Regions from separate parts of the Homo sapiens genome. Here region 1 is linked to region 2. A link is a contact called in ENCODE Hi-C data. All regions are on one chromosome and are shown on one strand. Each heading gives the region's core, a stretch centred on a gene start or an enhancer-like site at or near the end of the contact. The rest is flanking DNA. Distances are from core to core; before and after follow the strand shown.

Evidence for each region. Hi-C counts contacts between places; a loop is a spot of excess contacts on that map. Pooled maps may share reads with other maps.
Region 1: a map of CD4-positive, alpha-beta memory T cell shows a loop between it and region 2 (6-fold over the local background). The contact joins the promoter of TMC1 here to the enhancer-like site in region 2. A Hi-C loop is called at or near these places in 3 of 168 maps with a recorded cell type or tissue (CD4-positive, alpha-beta memory T cell and naive thymus-derived CD4-positive, alpha-beta T cell) and 9 of 50 pooled maps.

What each region holds. Positions count from the first base shown.
Region 1 is chr9:72,517,684-72,523,762 of GRCh38, forward strand. It overlaps TMC1 (transmembrane channel like 1), which reads left to right and starts at 3,925. Exons shown (of 24, transcript NM_138691.3): 1 at 3,925-4,230. It overlaps LOC101927234 (a long non-coding RNA gene), which reads right to left. Exons shown (of 3, transcript XR_001746721.3): 3 at 5,735-6,079.
Region 2 is chr9:70,417,612-70,423,647 of GRCh38, forward strand. All of the region lies in intron 1 of KLF9-DT (KLF9 divergent transcript), which reads left to right. Among named protein-coding and RNA genes, the nearest start is that of KLF9, 6.0 kb to the left of the region's middle. RefSeq lists an enhancer at 1,194-1,915 and silencers at 1,353-1,662, 1,763-1,812, 2,743-2,832. Within about 2 kb of position 2,585, at least 40 of the 41 ENCODE cell types and tissues checked have a DNase peak (open chromatin) inside an H3K27ac peak, as active enhancers do.

The DNA.
Region 1 (6,079 bases), core at 2,675-5,174, 2.1 Mb after region 2:
AGTTGAATTATGACAGTTCTCACTGTAATAAATTGGTTTCTTAAGCTGGATCCTTTATTTAATATTCACAATTTTCACATGACCTTTGGAACTTTTGGATGATGGGGGAAGTAGTGTGGAGAGTTACAGTTTACTACTGTAAAGAAGAAATCCATATTTTCTTAACAAACTTTTCACAAATGCTGTTCATGTCCATAATTAGACCCCCTTAGTGCTTCTAGATCTTATTTGATCTCACATTTAGTTCCACAGACATTTACCTAGAACCTATGGCACTGGTTTTATTGTTCTGATGTGTGGGTTTCAGTTGCTTAACATGTGTGTCCAGTTTTCCATTATTTCAGGGCAGAGCTCATGTTTTTCTTATCCTCCTCCTTCCTTTTATCCTTTTGTCTCTGTACCATCTTTTGACAGATTATAGGATATGGAATTCCAATTCCATATCAGCAAATTGCAGGTCACTTTTATTGAGAACACTTGGAAAAAAAGAAGTAAGGAGAATGGTGGCCCAGCTTGGTGCCTAAGGGCTCTGGCTCGGGTGTCAAAAGTGGGTTCCAATCCTCCCCTGATCACTCATTAATTGTGCAACCTTGGGCAAGGTACTAAACTTCTACAAACCTCCATTTCCTCATACATAAAATGAGGATGGCACTAATAACTAGCTCATAAGGTAGTTTTAACATAGGCCAGGTGCAGTGGCTCACGCCTGTAATCCCAGCATTTTGGGAGGCCGAGGCGCGCGGATCACAAGGTCAGGTGTTTGAGACCACCCTGACCAACATGGTGAAACCCCGTCTCTACAAAAAATACAAAAATTAGCCAGGTGTGGTGGTGTGCCCCTGTAATCCCAGCTACTCAGGAGGCAGAGGCAGGAGAATCGCTTGAACCCTGGAGGTGGAGGTTGCAGTGAGCTGAGATCACGCCACTGCACTCCAAGCTAGGTGGCAGAGCGAGACTCCATCTCAAAATAAATAAATAAATAAATAAATAAATGGAATAATGCTTACAAAACCTAGCACATGGTTATCACCAGATAGATGTCATGATTGGTATATAAATATAAATAAATGAGGAGGTTTTTCCAGTAAAACATTGGAGGAGGTAAAGACAGCTGAGAAAGCAACTACTGCCTTGGTACTACATTCTTTTCTTTATTAGAATGAGAACTCAGATGTGCTTCCGATGTCCTTTAGCCAGAATAACTTCTGGAAAGAGCCCAAGATATATTAACATGTATACTACAGAAAAGATTTGAACAATAGCCCCTCAGTTGTGCAAAGTAGGCCAGCATTCCAGAGAGCCTTCCGGACATTCGCTTTTAAATTTCTGTGTCCCTAAAACTATGGTGTAAACTGAAATGACAGGACTTACAGCTCTAAGTTATAAAAATCAGAAAGGACCAGACACATTTAAACAATGCCTCAGCATGCAAGCCATTTGTGATAAAGCAAATTAATTTCTAATTTTCTTATTGTAACTTAGGGGAAGTGGTCTTTTGAAAAATTCATATTAAGCAGGGGATGAAAACAGGAAATGGATTTTGCAGTCTTCAGTCTTAATTTAAGATGCCAAATGGCACTGACAATTGCATGTGCTGCCTTTGTTTTAGTGACGGTAAAAAGAAAAAACAGGTTGGGCGCGGTGGCTCACGCCTGTAATCCCAGCACTTTGGGAGGCTGAGGTGGGTGGCTCACTTGAGGTCAGGAGTTCAAGACCAGTCTGGCTAACATGGTGAAACCCCATCTCTAATAAAAATACAAAAATTAGCTGGGCGGTAGTGGTGTGTACTTGTAATCCCAGCTACTCGTGAGACTGAGGCAGGAGAATCGCTTGAACCCAGGAGGCGGAGGTTGCGGTGAGCTGAGATCACACCACTGCACTCCAATCTGAGTGACAGAGTGAGACCCTGTCCCCCAAAAAATAAAAAATGAAATTAAAATTAAAAAATAAAAAAACAGCTGGGAGTCTGAGGCAGGCAGATCACGTGAGGTCAGGAGTTGAAGACCAGCCTGGTCAACATGGTGAAACCCCGTCTCTACAAAAATACAAAAATTAGCTGGGCATGATGGCAGGTGCCTGTAATCCCAGCTACTCAGGAGGCTGGGGCAGGAGAATCACTTGAACCTGGGAGGCAAAGACTGCAGTGACCCACGACAGTGCTACTGCATTCTGGCCTGGGTGACAGAGCGAGACTCTGCCTCAAAAAATAAAAATAAAATAAAAAATAAAAATAAAAAACAAATGAAAACCAACCAAACAACAACAACAAAAGCCAAAAATAAAAATGCCTGTGAGAGATTTCTTAGAGTCACTCATTATTAGTTCATGCTCCCAGTAGAGATATTTCTTCAATCAAGTCCCAGTTTCCTCCTCTTTTATTGCATTCTTTCGTGAAGAAAGCTTAAAGAAATGAATTCTTGTCCTTGGAAATGAGGGAGGACTATACTATGCTTTCTCTAGAAGGCACTACTGTGTGTTTGAGCATGTTTTTCAAATAATTAGTAGGTGTGAGTGGTTCTGCCAATAGACATACTACATTTATTTTCAGTGATCACTTGAAAAACACACCTATAAGCTTATAATTGCTGACATTAACAAACAACAGGTATGAAGATGCTGTTCACAAAAAGTGCATGTAGTTCCATGTGTTTTATTTAGTCTGTTTGAAATGAAGTTTAGCATATCTATAGCACACAGCATGAAACATGTCAGTCATTTTGAATTTAACATTGTGCATAATGTATTCATAAGAATTATATTTATTTATTAGCATTTATCTTCAAATCAAAGGTTAAAAGTTTCAAGATGCACAAAAATGGTTAACTTTCTGTGAGAAGTCTGAGAAATCACTGAAGACATGAAAATGACAGGCTGGAGGAAGAAGTAAAGAACCTAGAAGGCCAAAATGGAATTCTAAGATAACATGAATATAGAACATAGAAAAGAGAAAGGATTGATTGAAAAAAGGAAAGGGGAAAAAAAAGGAATTATTAAATGGAAACATTAGATTCAAGTAAACCCAAAACAATCATCAAAGTAGATGTTAACAGCATTTTGAGTACATGTTGTGAGTATGAGAAGTGCAATTCTAAATGTTAGGCCCTTATGTTTTAACATATCAGCAAATACAATATTTTGTTTCTAATTTAACAAATTTTTAAGACTTATGTTAGTTGTGACATATTTCCAATAAATAATTATGTTTCCCAAGGACACTGGGTACAATAAAGTGGGTCTGACAATTAACTTACCTTTGAAACCTGAGCCCTTCATTAGTTACAGGAATAGACTGGAACATGATTTTTCCTCTCCTGCTTGGAGAACCCACAAGTTGTGTTTTCTTTATGAATATTGGAAATTCTTTCTTTTAGCCAAATGAAGGGTGTGCATTTCTTCGGCCAGGAGTTACCAGGCTGATAATCCTGATGCAGCGGTTCTCAAAGTCTCCTCAGAAGGCCCGCAGTAGCACCAGCAGCACCAAAGGACTTGTTGGAAACACCAGTTTTCTAGGCCGGGCACAGTGGCTCATGCCTGTAATCCCAGCACTTTCGGAGGCCGAACTCCTGAGGTCAGGAGTTTTGAGACCAGCCTGGCCAACATGGCAAAACCCCGCCTCTACTAAAAATACAAAAATTAGCCGGGTGTAGTGGCGGGCACCTGAAATCACAGTTACTTGGGAGGCTGAGGCAGGAGAATCACTTGAACCTGGGAGGCAGAAGTTGCAGTGAGACAAGATCACACCATTGCACTCCAGCCTGGGCGACAAGAGCAAAACCTCTGATTAGAAAAAAAAAAACAAACAGGCGCCGTGGCTCACGCCTATAACCCCAGCACTTCAGGAGGTTGAGGTGGGCGGATCACCTGAGGTCAGGAGTTCAAGATCAGCCTGGCCAATAGAGTGAAACCCCGCCTCTACAAAAACATGATGGCGCGCGACTGTTTCCCATCTACTCAGAGGCTGAGGCGGGAGAATCGCTTGAACCCGGAAGGCGGAGGTTGCAGTGAGCTGAAATCACGCCATTGCGCTCCAGCCTGGGTGACAGAGCAAGACTCCGTCACAAAAAAAAAAAGAAAAAAGAAACACCAGTTTTCTGATTTCACCGAAGACCTACTGCCTCAGAAACTATGAGGGCAGAACCCAGCAATCTGTGCTTTCTTTCACAAGCCCTCCAGGAGTTGCTGAAATTTAGGAATCATTGCCCCAAAAAGTGGCCCTCATAATGATGCCAGGTAAGGAAAGACAACATTATTACCTATGTGTGGTGTGTTAACATTCTTTATGAAACATGTGTGAAGACCTAAATCGAAGACTTTCTCCATGAGATATTCCCTAATCACATTAGTGAAATAAAACTATATTTCCTCTACTTTTCTACTGCTACAGAAATCTCCCCCAGTTAGGATAGTCCCAGTTTCCTATTTATCTTTGTTTTTCTTGCAGTGCACAGCATGTCACCCAGTAATTGATAAGTTTTTTTTTTTTTGAGACGGAGTCTTGCTCTGTCTCCCAGGCTGGAGTGCAGTGGCGCGATCTCGGCTCCCCAAGTAGCTGGGACTACAGGCGCCCGCCATCACGCCCGGCTAATTTTTTGTATTTTTAGTAGAGACGGGGTTTCGCCGTGTTAGCCAGGATGGTCTCGATTTCCTGACCTCGTGATCCGCCCGCCTCAGCCTCCCAAAGTGCTGGGATTACAGGCGTGAGCCACCGCACCTGGCCTAATTGATATGTTTAAATGTTAAAATTAAATGCAATGATTTCCTAAAATAAACAAATGTGGGACAATTTATTGCACTCTGTTCAAATTCCCATTTTGAAGTGGAATTCAAACAAACATGACAGTAAAGGGGGACAGTGAGCACAGGGACAAGAGAAAAGGAGAAAGGGAAGAAATACAGAGAACTAGATAGGAGGAAGTGTCAAAGACTGATGGGTGTAAGCCACCTTTACCTCTGGATATTGGTTTTCCTTTGAATTGTGGTATGTGGTCATATTGCTTATTAGTTATAACATACAGCTGTCAGAAGAGTTTTTCAATTAAAATTTCAAATGTAATATTAAAACTGTTTGGATTCCTTCCTACTGGGCACTGGACACTGTCTGTGGAGCTGCTGGAACAGCGCTGAATAGGGTCATATTTTAAAGGAACTCAGCCTAGTGCAGTTTCTCAACCTTAGCACTATTGGCCTTTGGGGCCTGATAATCCTTTTTTGTGAGGGGCTGTCCTGTGCACTGTAGGATGTTTAGCAGCATCCTTGGCTTCTACTCAGTAGATGACAGTATCAACCCCCTTCCCCAGAAGTGACAATTAAAAATGTCTCCAGACTTTTCCAAATGTCCCCTGAGGAGCAAAATTGTCTCCAGTTGAAAACCACTGGGTTAGTGGGAGAAACAGATAAGACAGAAGTTCTCCATACACCATGATAATGCCATGATGCCATAGGGCTGGCAGGAGTGAAGGGAAGAGCATCTCACAAAGACTCGGGGGGATGCAGGGAGGAGGAAAAATTAGGAAATGAAGTGGGCTGAGTTGCAGTTAGCCTGTGGGGAAAATGAAGGAGAAGGGATAAGGAAGAAGAGGAGGAAGGAGGGAGGAAGAGTGAGGAGTAATAGGGAATTATAGTTGACCTTGAACAACTTGGGGTTTAGGGATGCCGACCCTTGCGTAGTCAAAAATCTGAGCTTAACTTTTGACTACCCTCACACTTTCCTAACAGCCTACTGTTGACCAGATGCTTTACCAATAACATAAACAGTTTATTAACACATATTTTGTATGTTTTATGTATTATACACTGTATTCTTACAATAAGGTAAGCTAGAGAAAAGAAAATGCTATTAAGAAAATTGTAAGGAAGAAAAAATATATTTACTGTTCATTAAGGGGAAGTAGATCATCATAAAGCTCTTCATCCTTGTCATCTTCAAGTTGAATAGGCTGAAGGAGGAGGGGGAGAGAGAAGAGACTGGCCTTGCTGTCTTAGGGGTGGCAGGGATGGTAGAGGTGCAGGAGGTGGAAGGGGAGGCAGGAAAGGCAGGCACACTCGGGGTAGCTTTCGTTGAAAGAAATCTTCATATGAG
Region 2 (6,036 bases), core at 1,335-3,834:
CCCAAACTCCAAACACTCAAGGGATCTAAAACAAAAGAAAAAAAATCCTAGAGAAAAAAACTGGGGCAAGACTTGGGTTCTTTAAATACCATCTCATCTGCTGTACATCTACAAATACTGCTCTTTATGGCAGTGAAGGTCAGAAAACCTTAAATCAACATTTAATGGGTAGCAGACACAAATATAAATGTGTTCAAAATCCCTTCCTTAATTTTATAGTCTCGATTTTTCTTTCTTCAAGCTGGTTTGTAGAAAGTGGAATGGGGGTTCAAATAACCTATTCTTTTTCCGTGGTAAATTGTATTATTTTATTTATTTATTTATTTTTGAGACAGTCTCGCTCTGTCGCCCAGGCTGGAGTGCAATGGCACGATCTCGGTTCACTGCAACAACCCCCGCCTCCAGGGTTCAAGCGATTCTCCTGCCTCAGCCTCCCCAGTAGCTGGGATTACAGGCATGCGCCACAATGCCCGGCTAATTTTTGTATTTTTAGTAAAGACGGGATTTCGCCATGTTGGCCAGGCTGGTCTCGAACTCCTGACCTCAGGTGATCCGCCCACCTCTGCCTTCCAAAGCGCTGGGATTAACAGGCGTGAGCCACCGCGCCTGGCCCAAGGTAAATTTTTCACCCTAGCGGGGAGTAAGGTACTTCCTGGCATATGCAGCACAGATTCCCAGGCCCCTCCCCTGGAGATTTTTATTCAAACTGTGCCCCAAGGCAGGGTTTCCCCACCTTGCAGGGTGGAGCTAATCACCTGGCGCTCGATTTAAAATACAGATTGCCGGGTGTCACCCCTGCTCAAGGACCAGGGAAGTTCAGGCTAAAATCACACTCTGTAGGTATTGGGTTCTGCCAGTTCTGGCTTTTCTCACTCTTTCCTGCTGGGAGGGGTGGACCGTGCCGGGCAGAACTGCCAGCCTCCAGGCGGGAAGGAAGGAGGAGAACAGATGGCCCACTGGGGGTAGAGGATCACGTGTTGGACCTCATTCTGGGCTGCATCCAGACCTCTCCCTTTCAGGGCCCAGCCCCTCCAGCTCCAGCGACCCCACCTAGGCACACGGAACATATGTGGAGGAAACCAGTGTTCATTTTGTTGAAAGCAGGGGAATTAGAGAAGGAGGCGAGCTTGAGGAGGGGAGAGGCTAAAGGGATAAAGCTTCCAACAATGGCGATGTTCCTGGATTTTGAAATACAATCAGGTAAAGCCCGATCTGGTGGAACGCCCGTGGCCATAATGACAGCTAACACCCAGGGGCTGGAGGGGGAAGGGCGCTCAGGCAAGCGCGAAAACTTGCACGCCGCCCTACTTTGCTCCCGCCCCACTTAGCAGCCTTCCGCAAAACTCCAGCCCTCTCCTCTGCAGCGCAGAAAGGCCGCCCGTTCATGCATATGCAGGAGGATAAGTTTAGCTCGCAGCCCCCCGCGCTCCGACCGGCCCAGCGCGGCACTCGGTGAATCACCCGCGCTCGGGGGCGGGCGCTCGGCTCCGGCCGCGGACTGGCGGGCGACTCAGCCACTCGTGGACCGCGCGCCCCGGCCTGGCATCGCCCTTTTAAAAAGTCTTCCGCAGGCGGCCGCCGCCGCAGCAGCCTGAGGAGGCGAGTTCATCTGAGGACAGTCCCAGTTCTCAGAAATCCCTTCCCTGCTGGAACATCAAGCTCCCTTTACTGCAGTTGAACAAACTGCCCTAGATTGGGGGACCAGGAACCCGCCCCAAACTCGTGCAAGGAGCTCCGGGCGCCCACGCCCACGTGAGCTAACCTTGAAATTAGCCCCTGCACCCGGGAGCGCGGGGGTGGGAGTGGGCGGGGACCGGGGGGGAGCCCCGCGCGGCCCAGGCCCTTGCTTTGCGCTCTCCGCGTGCACGTACCGCCCCCGCCACCCTGTTTCATAACTCTGGCGGTGTTGCATTTTTTTTTCTTTTAATCTCCCGGGTAGATGGGTGTGGGGTTCCTGTGTTGGGGAGAGGGCAGGGCACCTTGGCCACCTTCCATCCCCCACGCCCGCGAGGAAGAGGAAAACCTGCCCTGCGGTCCTCCTAGGAACACTGCAGAGTAGGGTGTCGAGATGACATCAGCTTCTAAACATAGCAAGCACCGCACCCCAACTCCATGGGCTGCGGGGGTGGGGAGGGAGTGGGGGAGGCGGGTGCTGCTGTCCCCGGGCGGGGCGTGGCGGGCAGGCCGGCCAGGCTGTGCGGGAGGAGATGACTTTGCAGGAATTGCGCTCCCAGAGTTTGCCGGCAGATCTCTCCCGCGATGGCCCGGCCAAGGGGTTAGGAAACATTCCTGCCATTCCGTGCTCTCCCCTACCCCACAAGAACCACACGCACGCACACACGCACTCTTGGATCGAATGTGCCTTTATTTATAAATCAATCCAGCCCCAGCCCAGGTTCGGTCCGGTCCCGGGAGCACCTGCGCCCCGCGTCTGCCTTCAGGCTAAGCCTGCGAGGGGTTCGGTGTGGCCCTCCCAGTGAGTCAGAATGGGCTGTGTTTCCTGTGGTTGTTGTGGAACAGTTTGTCCTTTTTACTCTCCGCCCCCCCCGCCCCGTCTCCACCCCCTTGGTAAATATAGCGCTCACGTTTCATCATCTCTTTGTCCAACGAGTGCCAGACACCCCGGCCCGCGGCCCCCGCCGCCTCCCTCCTCCTCTCCGCTCGGTTACCTCGCATAACCTCGCGCGGGCAGGCACCGGGCAGCAGCTCTCCCCGCGGCCGCGCCCGCCCGGCACCCAGCGCTTCCCGCCGCAGCACACCCCCAACCCATTCTCCCCTCCCCTTCTTCCAGTTCCCCCTTCTGTACGGCCCCCATGCTCTTGTCCCACCCCCTCTACTCGGCGTCCGGGTACTGGGTCGAGACGTGTGTAGGTGTAGGGAGGTGGATAGCCCTTTTCCGAGCCGTAGGCGTCACCCCTACGCCCAGGCCCAGGCCCAGTGCTGGATCCTGCACTTTCCCAACCTCCCCCTCCCAAGTTCCAAGGTTGCCCTCTGTTCCCCTCCCAAGCGCAGGTGACAAGCTGCTGAGACAGTGTCTGATTCACCGACAGCTGAACCAGCTACTGGTACTTGGAGGTGGGCGTTTGCTGAACTGTTTTCCTCCCACCTCCCCCAACCCCCTACCCCGGTGGGGAGCGGGCTGGAGGGTCGGAAGAGGCAAGGTGGATGACAGCCGAGAAGTGCGTGCCCGCTCTTCCCTCTCTCCCTCCTCCTCCCAGTTTCATTTCCACACATACAGCCACCCACCGGGGACCGGAGGCGGCTAGTGTTCTCTGAACGCCGGGAACTGGCTCTCTCTGTGGTCTCCTGTTTACTTCCCTCCTCCTCTTTTCCCCTCCCTTCTCCCCGCCCCCATCTCCCGGCGCCGCTTCCCGCCCAGAGCAGCTGGGAAACCTGCAGCTGAACACTGCAGTCATGGGACTTCCCTGGCCCCGAGCTGTGCCCCAGGTTTGCCCTGTCCTGTCCTGCCTTGCCCTGTGTCCGCTTTTTGGGGGGCACTTATTTGTCCTGAAAAGGGTCTTAAGGCTCCCTATCCAGGAACGTGGAAGAGGTGACTGCTTCCCTCCCCCTTCCTCTCCTCCTGACTCCCCTGCCAGCTACCTTCCTGTGGGGGCCCTGCCTGGCTGTCTTTTTTGGCCAGGATTCTGGGCCACCCCCACGAGTGGCCACCTGTCCAGGGAGAAGTGGTGAGACAGCTAACGGTGTGTAAGAACTCTGCATCCAGGATGCTGCAGAGCTGGCTTCTTTGCCATCACAGACTGTCCTGTTCGTAACAGGGTGCCCAAAATTCTCTGCCGACCAAGGTTTTCAGGCAGAACCCCAAAACCTGCTCCTAGGGACACACCCTCTCCTTATGGAGTCTGGCAAAACCTTTCCTTTCAAAGCTTGCTTCACAGCGGGGAAGAATGCAGGCTCTCTCCCTAAGTAAGCTGAATGAACAAAGGACTCCAAGGAGGCCGTGGGGGTTCCAGCTCTGGGTGCCGCCTGCCTGAAGTTCACCCCATTTAAAAACCACCTCTTCACCACCACCCTCTGCTCCACTGCCATGGTTACCAGCTCCCTGTCCTTCCCAGCACAATGTTGCACAGAGGCAGAAACAAACAAGGACATTTAAAATGTTCTTTTAAATACCCAAAACACTGCCTTGGTATTTTGGTAGCAGAGAAGAGGGAATAAAAGTCCTGACTGTTTGCTGGTTTCCTTCTGACCCCACGACCCTGAAAAAATCCTTACCCTGGATGGCCTCTCAGCTGCCAAAAGAGGGAAGGAAGCTTGGTGAGATACTAGAGAGTGGAATTCAGAACAAACCCTTGGCAGGAGAATTATTCACCAAGATAGACTCTTCTTTCTTCCCCCTCCACCCCAGCTGCTTTGAAGTACCTGCCATCAGACTATACCACCTCCGCTTTGTGGCTGTCATCTGCAGGCTCTCCTGCACTCCCCCTCATTCCCCGAAGATTCTAGCACCTGACTCACAGTCCCCCACCTCCACCCAACTCCTATTAACATTTTTGGTGAATTTAGCATCCCAATAGATTAATGACCTATCTGAAACCCTGGTACCTGAACAGCAATCATTTTTTTCCTCCACCCCACTGTCACATGGGTATCTTCAATCTTTTCATCACCAAATAACAGCACCACCTCCGACCATCATCCTCCTTCCTGACCAACACTTCTTTCTCTCCCAGCTTATTTGCTCAAATAACCACATTTGAACAATTCTTTGACCCTATTTTGACTTCCAGTCTACTTTTTCACTGTCTGTCATTGACCTTTCATTCTTACATCTCTCCTACCCACCTTAAGATTTCATGGTCTTCCACTATATCATTCTTTCGCATGCACCTCCCCCTACTCTCTCATTCCTGGGACCATCTGGCCAAACTCTTGATTCTGTCCAGCTTAACACACTGGACAAAAATGACAGGGCTAACTGTTGTCACTCTAAATTTATGATCATACATCTCAAGTGGGCTCTCAACACTGTCCGTGTGCATTTCCCTCGTCAGTTTACTTTCCCACACGCTGAAATGACTATATTGCACCTTCTCTCTTCAAACTTCCAACACCCCTCCCTTCCTCACTCTGAGCTGAGAAACTTGCTGCTTATTTTACTGAGAAAATAAAAGCAATTTGACAAGAACTACCTCCTCTTCCCACCATCATATCTTCCATCCTGCCTACCTTTCCACCCAGACGCTGCCTTCTCTCTTGTCACCTGATATACTGTTCCTGCTCCTGTCTAAGGCAAATCCTTCCATGTGGCACCAGGTTCCCTTCCCCTCTAGGCTATTTAATGACTGTTTCTAAAATTACCCCATCTCCTGCTTATCAAGTTGTTGCTCTGTTCTAAATCATTCACTTCAGCACAAAAAAGTGTCCTCCCTCCTGTCTTTATATGTATACTTCTGCGTCTGTGCCCCCTTGACCCCATATCCTCCTGCACTGTTACTCCATTTGCCATCTTCCTTGTATGCAGACATCTCAGAGTTACCTCTATGTACTGTCTATATGTGCACACCCCCTGTTCTCTTTTTATATTTATTTATTTATTTTTGAGGCGGAGTCTCACTCTGTCGCTCGGGCTGGAGTACAATGGCGTGATCTCGACTCACTGCAACCTCTGCCTTCGGGGTTCAAGCGATTCTTCTGCCTCAGCCTCCTGAGTAGCTGGGACTACAGGTGTGCACAACCATGCCTGGCTAATTTTTGTATTTTTATTAGAGACGGGGTTTCGCCATATTGGCCAGGCTGGTCTCGAACCCCTGACTTCAGGTGATCCACCCGCCTCAGCCTCCCAAAGTGCTGGGATTACAGGCATGAGCCACCATGCCCGGCCCTCCTGTTCTCTCTTGATCTCACACCAATCAGACGTTCATTTCTGTCACTGGACTGAAACTACTCTTCTCAGGATCACGGATGACCTCCATGATGCCAAGTCTATTGGGCAGTTATTTCACTTCACATCACAGCAAAGAAGACTAAGGAGTGGACAGTGAAATAGAGGAAAAGAGAGACTATGGTGTCCTAGGA